Regions from separate parts of the Homo sapiens genome. Here all the other regions are linked to region 1. A link is a contact called in ENCODE Hi-C or POLR2A ChIA-PET data. All regions are on one chromosome and are shown on one strand. The core of a region is the stretch at or near the end of the contact, and the rest is flanking DNA. Distances in the headings are between cores, read along the strand shown. Region 1 overlaps NRP1 (neuropilin 1). Region 2 has its middle 22 kb from the start of IATPR. Region 3 has its middle 40 kb from the start of IATPR. Region 4 overlaps NRP1 (neuropilin 1).

Region 1 (2,990 bases), core at 283-2,782:
ATTTTTAAGAGTCAAGAAGGGATTTAGCTGGATTACCCCCATTGAATTTAATGAGAGTTGTGTGCCCCGCCAGGGCTTGGGTAATATTTTGAAAACGTAAACGTCAGTAGTCCTATATGTTTGTTTCATTCATTAATTTGCTTTTTTCTCTCCTTTTCTCTCTCCCTTTCTCCTTTCCTCTGTCCTTCTCTCTTTCTTTTCCCTTTCTATAAATGTTTATGGGTGGTTTGTGTGTTTGTCTTTCTAGCCAGGCTGGAAGTTTCCACATTGAACCTCTCACTCCATAACCCTCCCCAACAAAAGGCATTGATCTAAAAACATATCCTTTAAATAACCAAATTGCCACAAGTTACATGATCAAGACAAGAAGATAAAAGAGCAGTAAAATACAAAAACTTAGAGCGGTTCACCTGGTTAAATGTACAGGATGGGGAAGGACATTGGAAGGTAAAGGCAGACTGTCATTCTCTGAAGCGAGAAGTGCCTGAAACATTTTTTCAGGCAAAGCGGTTCCATGTCCTGGTCATTTCAAAAATATCCAAGTTCCTACATTTTATGGTATCATCAGAATATGAAGAGCCAAAAGAATGGATGATGTCATTTTCTGTTCTATAAACAATAAATGTAATGTATTAACAAAGTAAATACAGGCAGAACTGTGTGTGCTGGGGTGGCTTTCTTTATCCTGAATGTGCATGTTTTATAAAGTACATTTAAGGAGAAAAATCAAAACCACACACACATTAACATGTTCCAATATTAACATTTTCTAACATGAGATTATGCAACAGTACATTTCAGGGTCATGGGCGTTGGCATCCAAGGTTGCTCAATCATTCAGTCACCGTTCAGTTGACTGTACTTCATCTACATAATTCAATCTTGCTGCGGAAAAGAGTGGTAAATTTTGGAGAGGGTTTCCCATGCCTTAAGAAGTCCTATTTCATGGCTATGATAGACTAGACATGAAATATATCTCTCCGATGACACTACAGCTGTGAAATATAGCCTGTTTGCACTAAATGAAAGTACTCACATTTTACACATCACATAGCTTACTAGTTTACTTTCCCAAACTGGCTCTGTCTACCCTTTGGGAGGTCACATTATCATTGGGAGAATCCAAACTGCTCCATTTGGACAGTTTTTATGGTGGATTCCTTCCAAAATTTGACATTAGCTCTAGAAAAGGGTTCCTTATAAACTAAAAATGCAAAGTAAATCATTCTTATCTATTCAATAAATCTTCCCATTAAAATTCCTCCTGCCATTGGGGGAGGGGCCATGGAGACAAGGCTCAGAGCAGAAGGCGAGATACTTTGTTAATAAACACAAGCAAGTTAAAGAAGCTCAAAATGAGATAAGGTCTTGGCCTGACCCTAATACAGCATCTAATACCAGACTTCCCTTATTGTTCATAGGGATTCTTTTGAGGCTTATTTTTAAGTTCAACGGTCCAGATGCCCCAGGCGCCTTCCTGTTTGTTTCAATGCTGCCACCTCGTGGACTGCCTAAAGTCAGTGACAAGCCTAAAGGCCCTTCGTCACTGGAGAAAACAGCTGCATCTGCGGGCTTCGTTCTTTATAGGAGGACGAAAGGAGGGGGCAGAAGCCCGAGAATTTCATCTTTAGAATTTTTTTTATTGTTAGCTTATGTTTACCAAAACAACAGTCATACTTGGAATAAGTAGCAATGATTTCATTTTTCCCATACTTAAAAGTTAAGCTCCTTTCAAAAAGAGGCTGTGTAAAATGTCAGGCTGTGGGTTTTAAAAACACCATAGTCCAACAGCACCTTGTAGGGCACACACAAGGCAAGTCATTCCCGTGAATTCATTCACGCTGTCTTTTCAGATTCCTAAGGAAGCCTTTTGAACATTAAAAAAAAGAAAAGAGAAGTAAAAACGGGTAGCTATTGAAATGGGCTTTGGATTTAGATGACCTTACATTGAGGTTTTAAGCCGGGTGAACAATTTATATGTAAATTTAGAAATTAAAAAAGCAGAAATTTATACTTAAATTAATCGACCTTATAGAAGGCATGGAAGAAAAAAAAATAATCCTAAAATGCTTAAGAGATTCTAACCCTGACATTAAAGACCTGAAGCATGAACTGGTGAGGTGGAAATAGAGAAAACCTCCTGGGTGAGGCATTTCGCCAAGTTACTTTCCACTTTTGAGGCTTCATGGGTCAATCTCTAATTAAGATTCTTTTCATTGGTGGGTATCAACTTATATGATTTATCCTCAAGAACAGAATGGCTTTCATATTAAATACTGTGGAAATGGGGAGAGTGCAGCAAATGTAATACACGTGCTTTAGAAAATAGCCTTCCTGGAGATTTTATGTAAACCCAATTTGACAGGCAGTCCATAATCCTTTTAAAGCTGGATTTTTAAAGAAATTACTAAATGTGGTTTTGCAAACATTTTGACATCTCCATGCATCTTTTGGTTTCTTGGTAATCCTGGCTTTCCTGGAATTTTCAAACAGACATAAAGTTGTATAAATCGTGCTTTCCATGAGTGAACCAAGGGCCTTTGTGACCCTAAATGATCAAATTTGCCTTTCTTTGCTTGTCTCTTATTTTTACTTCCCACCCACTGAAGAGTTTCCAACATATGGTTTTAACTGTGAATTTGGCTGGGGCTCTCACAAGACCTTCTGCCACTGGGAACATGACAATCACGTGCAGCTCAAGTGGAGTGTGTTGACCAGCAAGACGGGACCCATTCAGGATCACACAGGTATCACAGAGTTCACTTCGGCTGCATGGCTTTGCAGATTCTCTTTGATTCCGAGGCTGTGTTACTGGGAGGGTTTCTAATGTCTGTGAATTTAGGGCGGGTAGGAATTACTACAGGCGTTCACATGTGCTATTATTTTCTAGAATTAACAATGTCTCTTTCCCTAGTAGCGAGAAGCATAGGGCAAATCATAGTAATGCCCCTTGAAGTTGGCCACTGATTGGCCTCCTTGAAAACAGCAAA
Region 2 (3,215 bases), core at 308-2,807, 54 kb after region 1:
AATCTCGGCTCACTGCAATCTCCGCCTCCCTGGTTCAAGGGATTCTCCTGCCTTAGCCTCCCAAATAGCTGGGATTATAGGCACGCACCACCACACCTGGCTAATTTTTGTATTTTTAGTAGAGACGAGGTTTCACCATATTGGCCAGGCTGGTCTCAAACACCCAACCACAGGTGATCCACCCACCTCAGTCTCCCAAAGTGCTGGGATTACAAGCGTGAGCCACCGTTCCCACAGATGCTTATTGAGAGCCTGGAATGCCTCCTGGGTGCTGGGACTATGGCAGTGAGCAAAACAGATTTTAAAATCCCCATTCCTGTGGAGATGATGGGTCTTGATCTCTCCGTATATCTTCACGATTGGTGGAGAAGTAAAGGAAGAGAAGTGCTATGATTCGAATGTCTGTCCTGTCTGAACCCCATGTTGAAATTTGATCCCCAATGTGGCAGAGTTGAGAGGAGGGGCCTTTAAGAGGTAACTGGGTCATGAGGACTCTGCCCTCATCAGTGGATTAATCCATTCATGGATTAATAGGTTGACAGATTAGTAAATTATCATTGGAATGGAGCTGCTGGCTTTACAAGAAGAGGAAAAGGCCGGGGGCAGTGGCTCACACCTGTAATCCCAGCACTTTGGGAGGCTGAGGTGGGCAGATCATGAGGTCAGGAGATCGAGATCTTCCTGGCCAACATGGTGAAACCCCTTCTCTACTAAAATGGAAAAAAAAATTAGCCAGGCATGGTGGCGGGCGCCTATAGTCCCAGCTACTTGGGAGGCTGAGGCAGGGGAATCTCTTGAACCCAGGAGGCGGAGGTTGCAGTGAGCCGAGATTGCACCACTGCACTCCAGCCTGGCGATAGAGCGAGACTCCATCTAAAAAAACAAAAAAAAAGGAAAAGAGACCTGAGTCAGGACACTCAGACTCTCACCATGTGACACCCTGTGCCACCTCAGTCCCCACCAGCTATGACCCATCAATCTTGGACTTCTCAGACTCCCTAAGTGTAAAAAATACTTTTCCTTTCTTTACATATTACCCAGTTTCAGGTATTCTGTTACAAGCAACAGAAAATGGACTAAGACAGGAAAGGGTAACTAAAGGCAAGGAACAGCAGTGGAGTAAAATGAGAGAGGCAGAAGAGGTGGATGGAGAACGGCTTCACCGAGCACGGATGGAGGGGAGATGATGCATGAGGGGGGCATGACGAAGCTGGAGACGGGGGCTTGTGCTGAAGGTGCTGGAGAGAATATTGCCAAGAAGAGGAGGAAGAGCTGAAGGGACAGGGAGTTTAAGATGTGGGCTCCAAAACACGGTGTAGATGATGACAAGTTCCAGGTTGTGACCCTGGGATGCTGCGTTGGAGTGGAGGTCAAGCTCTGGGGGGGGCGGCAGCAGCTTTCAGACTGCGAAAGTCCATGACTTGCCCATCCACTGAAAAGGAAGTAACCGCCCCCTGCACAGCCTTGTTTTTGTGCCTTCTACCTACGTTACCAGCTGTGAAATAAAACTAACCGTTGTTACCACTTCAAGCACTTGGGGTTTGTTTTGTTTCTTTTTGAACTGAAGTAACCATGGGTACCTGGTAACCTTGGATAGATAAGTGTGTATCTGAGTTTCCCTCTGAAAACCAAGCTGTTGATGGATTTCCTTGACAGTGTATTCTTTCCTGTAACTAATATTAAATCTAAAAAAAAATGAAATTGCTGGAAAAGTACCCATTTATGTTATGCTTTATTCCTCTAGTTAACTGATAGGGTGATTTTTTTTTTTTGAAACAGAGTTTCGCTCTTGTTGCCCAGGCTGGAGTACAATGGCGCCATCTCAGCTCATCGCAACCTCTGCCTCACGGGTTCAAGCAATTCTCCTGACTCAGTGTCCTGAATAGCTGGGATTACAGGCATGCGCCACCATGCCCAGCTAATTTTGTATTTTTACTAGAGACTGGGTTTCTCCAGGTTGGTCAGGCTGGTCTCGAACTCCCAACCTCAGATGATTTGCCCATCTCGGCCTCCCAAAGTGCCGGGATTACAGGTGTGAGCCACCACGCCTGGCGGTGATTTTTTTTAATACAGGAATTTCAGGCTTGGTCTGGGGAAAATGTATAAACAAAAATTCCCTGAAATATGCAAGTTTACTATTATGATTTGCCCTGAAAATAATATGCTGATCAACTCTATGCTTTTTTTCATGTATATTTGTTAAATTCTGGTTCTTAATTACAGCTTTGCATCACAAACAATGGTTACGTAAGTGTTTTGTTGTGTTTTGCTTTGCTTTGCCTTATTTTACAAATTTGATTGTGGTTTCTGAAAAGCCTTGAATTATTTCAAGGAGTTATTTATTCGTGTAGATGAATATCTCTATCCAATAGACCTGGAAGCTGATACTAAAACGGCTGACCAAAAGATAGATGCATTTGTGACCCTTGTCTCCCCAGAAACTACTGGAAGGACCAAATTTATGATCACAACAACCTTTGGTGCTGGCCTTTGTGCAATTTCCTTGCTAGGGCTCTGTGGCCTCTCTCATAGCAACCTAGCTAAGGGGAGGGTCCCTATGTGTGTGGGCACCAGCACATAGCGGAATTGAGAGACTTGTGTTTGCATCTTGGGGCTGCCACTTTGTAAGTAGAAAGGCTTTGGTTTCCTCAATTTCACAATGAGATTAGAATATCCTTTTCCTCCCTCACTTCTCCAATAATCTGGATGCTATGCAAAGAGATCAAGTCCCATCACCTCCATCATAACAGGGACTTTTTATTTAAATTTGTGTTGTTCTCTACCATAGTCGCAGCACCCAGGAGAGTGATGGACACGGGAAAGGCTCTCCTAAACAGCTGCTGAATGAATGCATGCATTCATTACTTCACTCTTCTCTCCTTCCCTCTGCATGAGTGAGCGGCTCCTCCTCTTCTCCCACCCATACTGTGGACTTCCAGGACCTCCAATCCTGAGTGAGCATCAGGATGACTCAGGGTTGGGCTGAGGGCCGGGTCGGGGAGGAGCCAGGTTTACAAGCTCATGTCCCTGATTAGACTGGGAATTCCTTGAGGGCAGGGACTGAGTCTCTGGGAGTTCTCACCTCCTGGCTCCCAGCACCTGTTCCGTAAATGCAAAGTGTCGCCCAGAGAAAGTATGCACTCGGCATCTATGGGTCTACTCCTCAGACTGTCTGACTCTGAGACTTGTTAGATCTTGCAGTCCACAGAAGCACT
Region 3 (3,130 bases), core at 479-2,978, 37 kb after region 1:
TATACAGCTTGACTAACTGACTCGCAGCCATGCCGTCCATTCATTTCCACTTGAATATGTACCATCCCCTGAAGTTTATTATAAAAAAATTGACCCGTACCAGGTTTTTCACTATCAGAGAAAGAATCAATGCAGTAACCTTGAAATAAAATTTTAAAAAATTATGAATGTCTGTGGCAGTCATTTTTCACCATTTTGTGGCCTTACATTTTTGTGGCTTTTGCTCATTTTAATATGCTGCTTGGGTGCCATGATCCCTTTTTGACAGAGAAAAAACAAAGGTGGTAACCACCTGACCAAGTTCACCCAAATAAACACATAATGGCCAAGGCAGAAATGAAACCTGGCTCCTTGCAGAGAAACCTGACTCCTGAAATTCACTGTCACTTGTTTCAACTCTTTTTTGTACTCAGCCTTGTCTCAAAGACTAATGGTCTCTATTTCTGTGCAGCTCCAGGAGGAGTTGTTAGTGAGACACAGAGTGGAGGGAAGAATAGGATTTCAGAGGGGACAAGAAGGAAAATGCCGGAATCTTGCAATATTAAATCATGGAAATGGAGATGGGAACATATAAGGTCCCGTAATCTTAGAGGTTCACATAGCATTAGCTCTTCAAGAAATAGTATCGGAATATGATGCAATCCCAGTGGGACTGAAAATGTGTCATTTCCTGTTGAGGAGCAATGACTTTTAGGTATTTGGTGCCAATGTGTCTGCATGCTGTTCTAATAGGAAAGAGAACAAGACATTGGTGGGGATCATTGCTGTCAGAGAAGACTCAGGAGTATATGGTCCTTCCTAGCACACTCGAGGGTAGGGTCTCTGGATGATACTACAGAGCATTTTCACCTCCTCTGGTATGAAGATTTTCAGAAAACCAGCTGGTGACCATCTCACTCCATACATAAAGGAAGTGTGGGCAAGATGGTGTAGAGGAAACCCAGCAATGGACTGGACTGATTGAAGAAAAGAATCAGGAAAGAAAAGCCGTTCCTCAAGAGCCTCCTAAGGAATCTTGGTTATTTAAGATATTTCTATAGAGACGATGGTATAGACTAATGTTTATGGGAAGTGCCATATACAACTACATCCCTCTTGAAGAATCTCAGTGTATCTCACCACACTAAAGCCATTTTGATATGCTAAAGTACACTTTAATCCAGAATTCCCCAAATTTACTTACTCATGGAAAAATTTGCATATTCAATACTTTGATAATGTCCCCATTCTAAGAAATGGTTGAATAGCAATAGACTAAGAAACATATTTGTTTGTACAAATGAATATCAGGGCACATTATGGTTAGAAACTTTACCCCAAGATGTAAAGAAGTGATTCTTGAGACATTTGGTCTCATTGAGCAAATAAAGGACCAAAAAAAAAAAAAAAAGCCTTAGAACAGTCTCGATATGCAAGACTGCGATGTGCGATGTACAGGAATCTCTTAGGGAGAAATTCTTGGCCAGAATTTACAACTTGTTCCCTATCCGTTTCTATCAACAAATGCTTCATGCTAATGAGTCTGGCGTTATCACTCATCATCATCTCCATGTTAATCACCGTGATTGCCTCAGTTGTGCGTTTATAACACTAAGTTAAACAATGCAGACAACACTTTCTTCTTCCCTGACTGTGACAGTGTATCATAATTGAGTCATTTCTGCCCCCCTGGTCACCTTGGTATTCTCGGAAGTGCATTCTCTGTATATTAATCCTCTAGTTAAATATTGATAGCAAGCCTCTGCCTTCATATTTACTTTGTTGCTCCATTATTGCTACATACGTGGTGATTATTTGTTTCTGTCTTTTCAGCCTGTTTAATCAGGACTGAGTCAACGTTCTCTATGTTTAACCTTCTTGTCCAATCATTGTTGGAGAGTGTTTTGGAGAATATTCTGAAATCAGCTTGGAAAGAATTCTCTGCACTTGGTGTATGCCCCATCATAACCAGTAGGGGTCAGAAGGGCATTTCTCTCTGGGGTCAGGTGGTTGGTGGTGAGAAAGCAAAGTCCTGGAGGCATTGTCTTGGGTTGAACATCTCTCCTTAAACATTGTCTCCAAAAAGTAGATGAGAGAGAGAGACAGAGAGAGAGAGAGAGAGAGAGAGAGAGAGAAATGTCACAGGGCCAACCTGACAGCTCTTGTGTTTTTAATGGAGTGTTGGCCCTGGAGCTCTCACAGGATATGAATTTGCAACAAAAGTGGCTATCCCAAAAAGGGCTATGGAGTGGCAGAAAATGTGCCTGCCAAAAATAGAGACCTGGGTGCGATCCCTGGTCTTGATGAGTGTCTATTGGAGATTTCTGGGCAAGTAACTGAACTCTTTCCATTTGTGCCAGCTGATCACGGTCTTGTGAGAGCATTAAGTGATACATGAACAGGGAGCATATTTGAAAATACACCATTCTCTGCTACTACAGAAAGATGCACTAAAGCATAGAAATGGAAATATCATCCTTGAAGGCAAGCAAGTCATTCTGCTTTAATGAGAATGGTGTGTGTGGTGGCAGTCTTCAGCTCCAAACTGAAAGCTGTGAACCACCCCCAGAGCAGAAAGACCACCATTGCTTCCCATATGTGTGTATTTTAGGAAGGGGTGATGATTAAGTCTTAGACACCATTTTTGTCACTACCAAAAGAAAAAGACTAAACAGATGTTCTCTGGGCCCTTTCCAAGCCCTGGTTTATTTTGTTCATCAGTGACTTCGGAAGTCTCTTCCCGACCCTTCACTCTTGCAGAAGAGAGGCAAGTAAGAAGTGAATCTTTCAGAAGATGACAATCTGATTTCCAACAATAGTGTCTTGCAGTTTAAAGATTTTAAATAAGTATCATTTGCAAATACATTGTTTAAAGTTTCCCCAGAGATTGCTAGTAAGGCGAATAGCCCTTTGCATTGGTAGAGAAGGAGGACAGAGTCCTAAGTTTTCCAGCGATTTTCAGGTGATCCCTTCCATTCTCCAAGTCCAGGGGAATTTGAGGCTTCTGTGGCATTAGTGATGCCGACAGGCATAAAAACTGAAATCTGAATATCTAAGCTCTGAGTAGTCTGCTTGTTTTGTGTTTGACCCATTATTCAATGGTTGGTGAGTATTTGCCATTCCTCTAAAACTTCGTATTTTGTCACGTTGC
Region 4 (3,068 bases), core at 34-2,533, 45 kb before region 1:
CAAAGAAACGCACAGATTGCAAAAGGCCTGAAGTCTATATTCATTTCCTATCCACAGAAAGCTCCAATTCCAACAACTTATAAAAGATCATATGTTAATTTGGTAAAACCATTTTGATGCGGTCACTCTAGTGATGCAGTCAAATTCTGATGTTGTTCTATTTTCAAAAATACAGGAAGGGTATGGGAGAAGTCTGAGATACCAGGTAGGTAAACATCTGATACATAAACATCCTGTGGACGTCATGCTTGCAAATAACCTTAGCTCTAAAATAAGAAGGTTGAGACGAGGTTTGAGTGAGGTATTTGAGAGCATAATAGATATAGCGAAAAATGTATTTAATCTCTGATGCCTTTGGGGGTAACTCCAGGAAGAGAACCACTATTAAGTTAGGGAGAGGTCATTTGAGAAATAAATAAAAAGGAATACTTCACACAGTGTGGACCTAGCCAGTGAAATTCATCAGTTAGCAGACTCTAGTTTTAAGTGGTGAACTTTTCAAAGGACTAGAAAGTTTATGATTTATTGTAATATTTGCAGTTAGAAATGCTAAGATAAGAGTAGTCACATTCCTAGCTTAAGGGTATAAGTCAGTTGCTCAAACACCTTAACATTGACTTTAATGACAGGCAGTTTGGAGGAAAGGAGTTTCAGATCTTGCCGGCAATGCCAGACTTACATAACATCGAATTTAAATTCAACAAACATTTATTGAGCATCTGTTAAGAATTAGGCACTATATGTGAAAATAGGTGAATCTGAAGTGAAGAAGACCCCCATTTTTTTTTTTTGAGACAGGGTCTTCCTCTGTTGCCCAGGCTGGAGTGCAGTGGCACGATTGCAGCTCACTGCAGCATCGACCTCCTGGGCTCAAGTGATCCTCTCCTCAGCCTCCCAAGTAGCTGGACTACAGGAGCATGCCACTACACCTGGCTAATTTTCTTATATTTTGTAGAGACAGGGTCTCACCAGGTTGCCCAGGCTGATCTTGAACTCCTGAGCTCAAGTGATCCACCTGTTTCAGCCTCCCAAAGTGCTGGGATTATAGGCATGAGCCACCGTGCCTGGCCTAAAGTGAAGGAGACTCTCTCTCTCCTTCAAAGGAATTATAATCTAGGTACTACTGGCAAAACTATGCGCACACATACACACACACACACACACACACACACAGAGGCACCCACTCCAATTACCCAAAAGACTAAGTAAAAAAATATTAGGTCACATTCTCATGGTTAATATGTGTACATATGCATCATCGTGATCTTCATAGTAGCCATGCAGAATGACTAAATGAGGTAAGCATTGGCATTTCTGTTTGAGAGTAGAGGAAACTAAGACTTGAATGGACTAAGTAACTTGCTTAACATTATCCAGGTCACTCCTGCAGGTCAAAGCTACAAAGCTACTTCTGGGGTCTGTGCTTTTTTCCACCATATGCTGCCTGCATCACCCCAGTTTTCTCTCTGTTGTACCAGAATGCATTGATTCATTTTAATGCAATCTGTTCACTCTGTATTGTGATTTACTATTTACTTGACTCTTTCCCTCACTGTCTAGAGGGCAGGAATCTTATCACCTTCACTCCCTTTCACCCAAGCACCTAGCACTTATTTGTGTTATGAATGAATAATAGCCACCCATGAAGTTCTCTCCACACTGGACTGGATATTAGAAACACAACTGCTCATCATTAGAAGATCATGCTCTGAACTCATGAACTTCTCCTTAAATGTTTGAGGCGAGAACAGTGTGATTTCAACAGAAGCGTGAATCTTTAAAGAAAGCATCCACAGTTTCTGTGCCATTTCATTGACAGGTTTTATTTTAAATGTAGACATCCACAGAGGATAGGAGCTGCAGCGTGTGCTGCTAGACTCAAGAGAGAAGTCTCGCTGACTCATGCAGGTTGAGGTTTTGTCTCATTCCCAGGAATGCTTGGACTCCCAGAGGCAGTGAAGCCACACATTTTAGCAGAATTACCTCAGCAGTGTGGTGCATGATCATGAACTTCAAGTTTACCTACAAGGAAGATTTCATTGTCCTTCTGTCACTAGCCAAACACTTCACAGCCTAGACTCCTGGACTACATAAAGGCCCATACAAAAGTGTTTGTGTGCATTTGTGTATGTGTGAGTGTGTGTGTTTGCAGTGGGAGAGGACACTTATCTTTGCTCTCCGAAGGAATTTTGCCATGAGATACCAGATAGAAGGAAAATATTCATCGGGCCGGGCCTGGTGGCTCACACTTGTAATCCCAGCGGGGAGGCCAAGGTGGGCAGATCACTTGAGGTCAGGAGAACTGCCTGGCCAACAGGACACAACCCCATCTCCATTAAAAATACAAAAATTAGCTGGGCATGGTGACACACCCCTGTAGTCCCAGCGACTATAATCACTTGAACTCAAGAGGTGGAGGTTGCAGTGAGCTGAGATCCACCGTTGCACTCCAGCCTGGGCAACAGAGCCAGACTCCATCTCAAAAAAAAAAAAAAAAAAAAAGAAGAAGGAAAATATTCATCATAGCAAATATTTTCAAATGTAAGCAATTGGGTGGGATTTGTGTGTGTGTGTGTGTGTGTGTGTGTGTGCGCGCGCATGTGTGTTTCTTCTGCCGTTAGTTCATCAAAGCTGGCCGCTTCTGCTTCCCCAGCCAAAGTCCAACCCCCTGTCCTATGAGGTCCACTTTGAATGGTTCAAATGACCTGTTTTCCATCAAGCCCTTTCTAGACCCTTCCAGAAGTAATTTTCCCTTCTTCTGAATCCCATAATGCCCCACTTATCACTAGGCTGACACTTTTTACTTTCAGTCTCATAACATCATTACCTCCACATAGGCTTGTGTGCTTCCAGATCCTGGCATACAGTAAATGTGTGTTGGATTTAATGGACGAAATGCTTTTATCTGGATACTTGGCATTCTTCAGTTTCGTGTAATTTCACACTTTTAGTTTGAGTGGCTACGATGTGTGAAGCTCCATGATTGGGCTTTGGGATGCAGCTGTGTGAGCAGACACTCTGGGCTCCATAGTTTATCAGTTGCTAGGCTCCAAGCAGAGGTAATAATT

Evidence for each region. A loop is a pair of places that touch in the nucleus more often than their neighbours do. ChIA-PET counts read pairs that join two places held with the same protein, here RNA polymerase II (POLR2A). Pooled maps may share reads with other maps.
Region 2: a loop to region 1 is called in a pooled map, with 2.7 times the contacts of the local background. The contact joins two enhancer-like sites. A Hi-C loop is called at or near these places in 1 of 168 maps with a recorded cell type or tissue (PC-3) and 5 of 50 pooled maps. POLR2A ChIA-PET finds 5 or more read pairs at or near these places in 4 of 52 experiments (A673, GM12878, HepG2 and 1 more).
Region 3: a map of PC-3 shows a loop between it and region 1 (6-fold over the local background). The contact joins two enhancer-like sites. A Hi-C loop is called at or near these places in 3 of 168 maps with a recorded cell type or tissue (Calu3, HepG2 and PC-3) and 2 of 50 pooled maps. POLR2A ChIA-PET finds 5 or more read pairs at or near these places in 4 of 52 experiments (AG04450, HepG2, PC-3 and 1 more).
Region 4: a map of PC-3 shows a loop between it and region 1 (4-fold over the local background). The contact joins two enhancer-like sites. A Hi-C loop is called at or near these places in 12 of 168 maps with a recorded cell type or tissue (CD4-positive, alpha-beta memory T cell, Caco-2, PC-3 and 6 more) and 15 of 50 pooled maps. POLR2A ChIA-PET finds 5 or more read pairs at or near these places in 5 of 52 experiments (CD4-positive, alpha-beta T cell, OCI-LY7, WTC11 and 2 more).

The regions. Positions count from the first base shown.
Region 1 is chr10:33,192,038-33,195,027 of GRCh38, reverse strand. It overlaps NRP1 (neuropilin 1), which reads left to right. Exons shown (of 17, transcript NM_003873.7): 13 at 2,610-2,747. Among named protein-coding and RNA genes, the nearest start is that of IATPR, 77 kb to the right of the region's middle. Within about 2 kb of position 1,532, at least 17 of the 41 ENCODE cell types and tissues checked have a DNase peak (open chromatin) inside an H3K27ac peak, as active enhancers do; they include PC-3, where a contact is called at or near this core.
Region 2 is chr10:33,137,578-33,140,792 of GRCh38, reverse strand. No RefSeq gene overlaps it. Among named protein-coding and RNA genes, the nearest start is that of IATPR, 22 kb to the right of the region's middle. Within about 2 kb of position 1,557, at least 4 of the 41 ENCODE cell types and tissues checked have a DNase peak (open chromatin) inside an H3K27ac peak, as active enhancers do.
Region 3 is chr10:33,154,834-33,157,963 of GRCh38, reverse strand. No RefSeq gene overlaps it. Among named protein-coding and RNA genes, the nearest start is that of IATPR, 40 kb to the right of the region's middle. Within about 2 kb of position 1,728, at least 6 of the 41 ENCODE cell types and tissues checked have a DNase peak (open chromatin) inside an H3K27ac peak, as active enhancers do; they include PC-3, where a contact is called at or near this core.
Region 4 is chr10:33,237,011-33,240,078 of GRCh38, reverse strand. All of the region lies in intron 6 of NRP1 (neuropilin 1), which reads left to right. Among named protein-coding and RNA genes, the nearest start is that of NRP1, 96 kb to the left of the region's middle. Within about 2 kb of position 1,283, at least 5 of the 41 ENCODE cell types and tissues checked have a DNase peak (open chromatin) inside an H3K27ac peak, as active enhancers do; they include PC-3, where a contact is called at or near this core.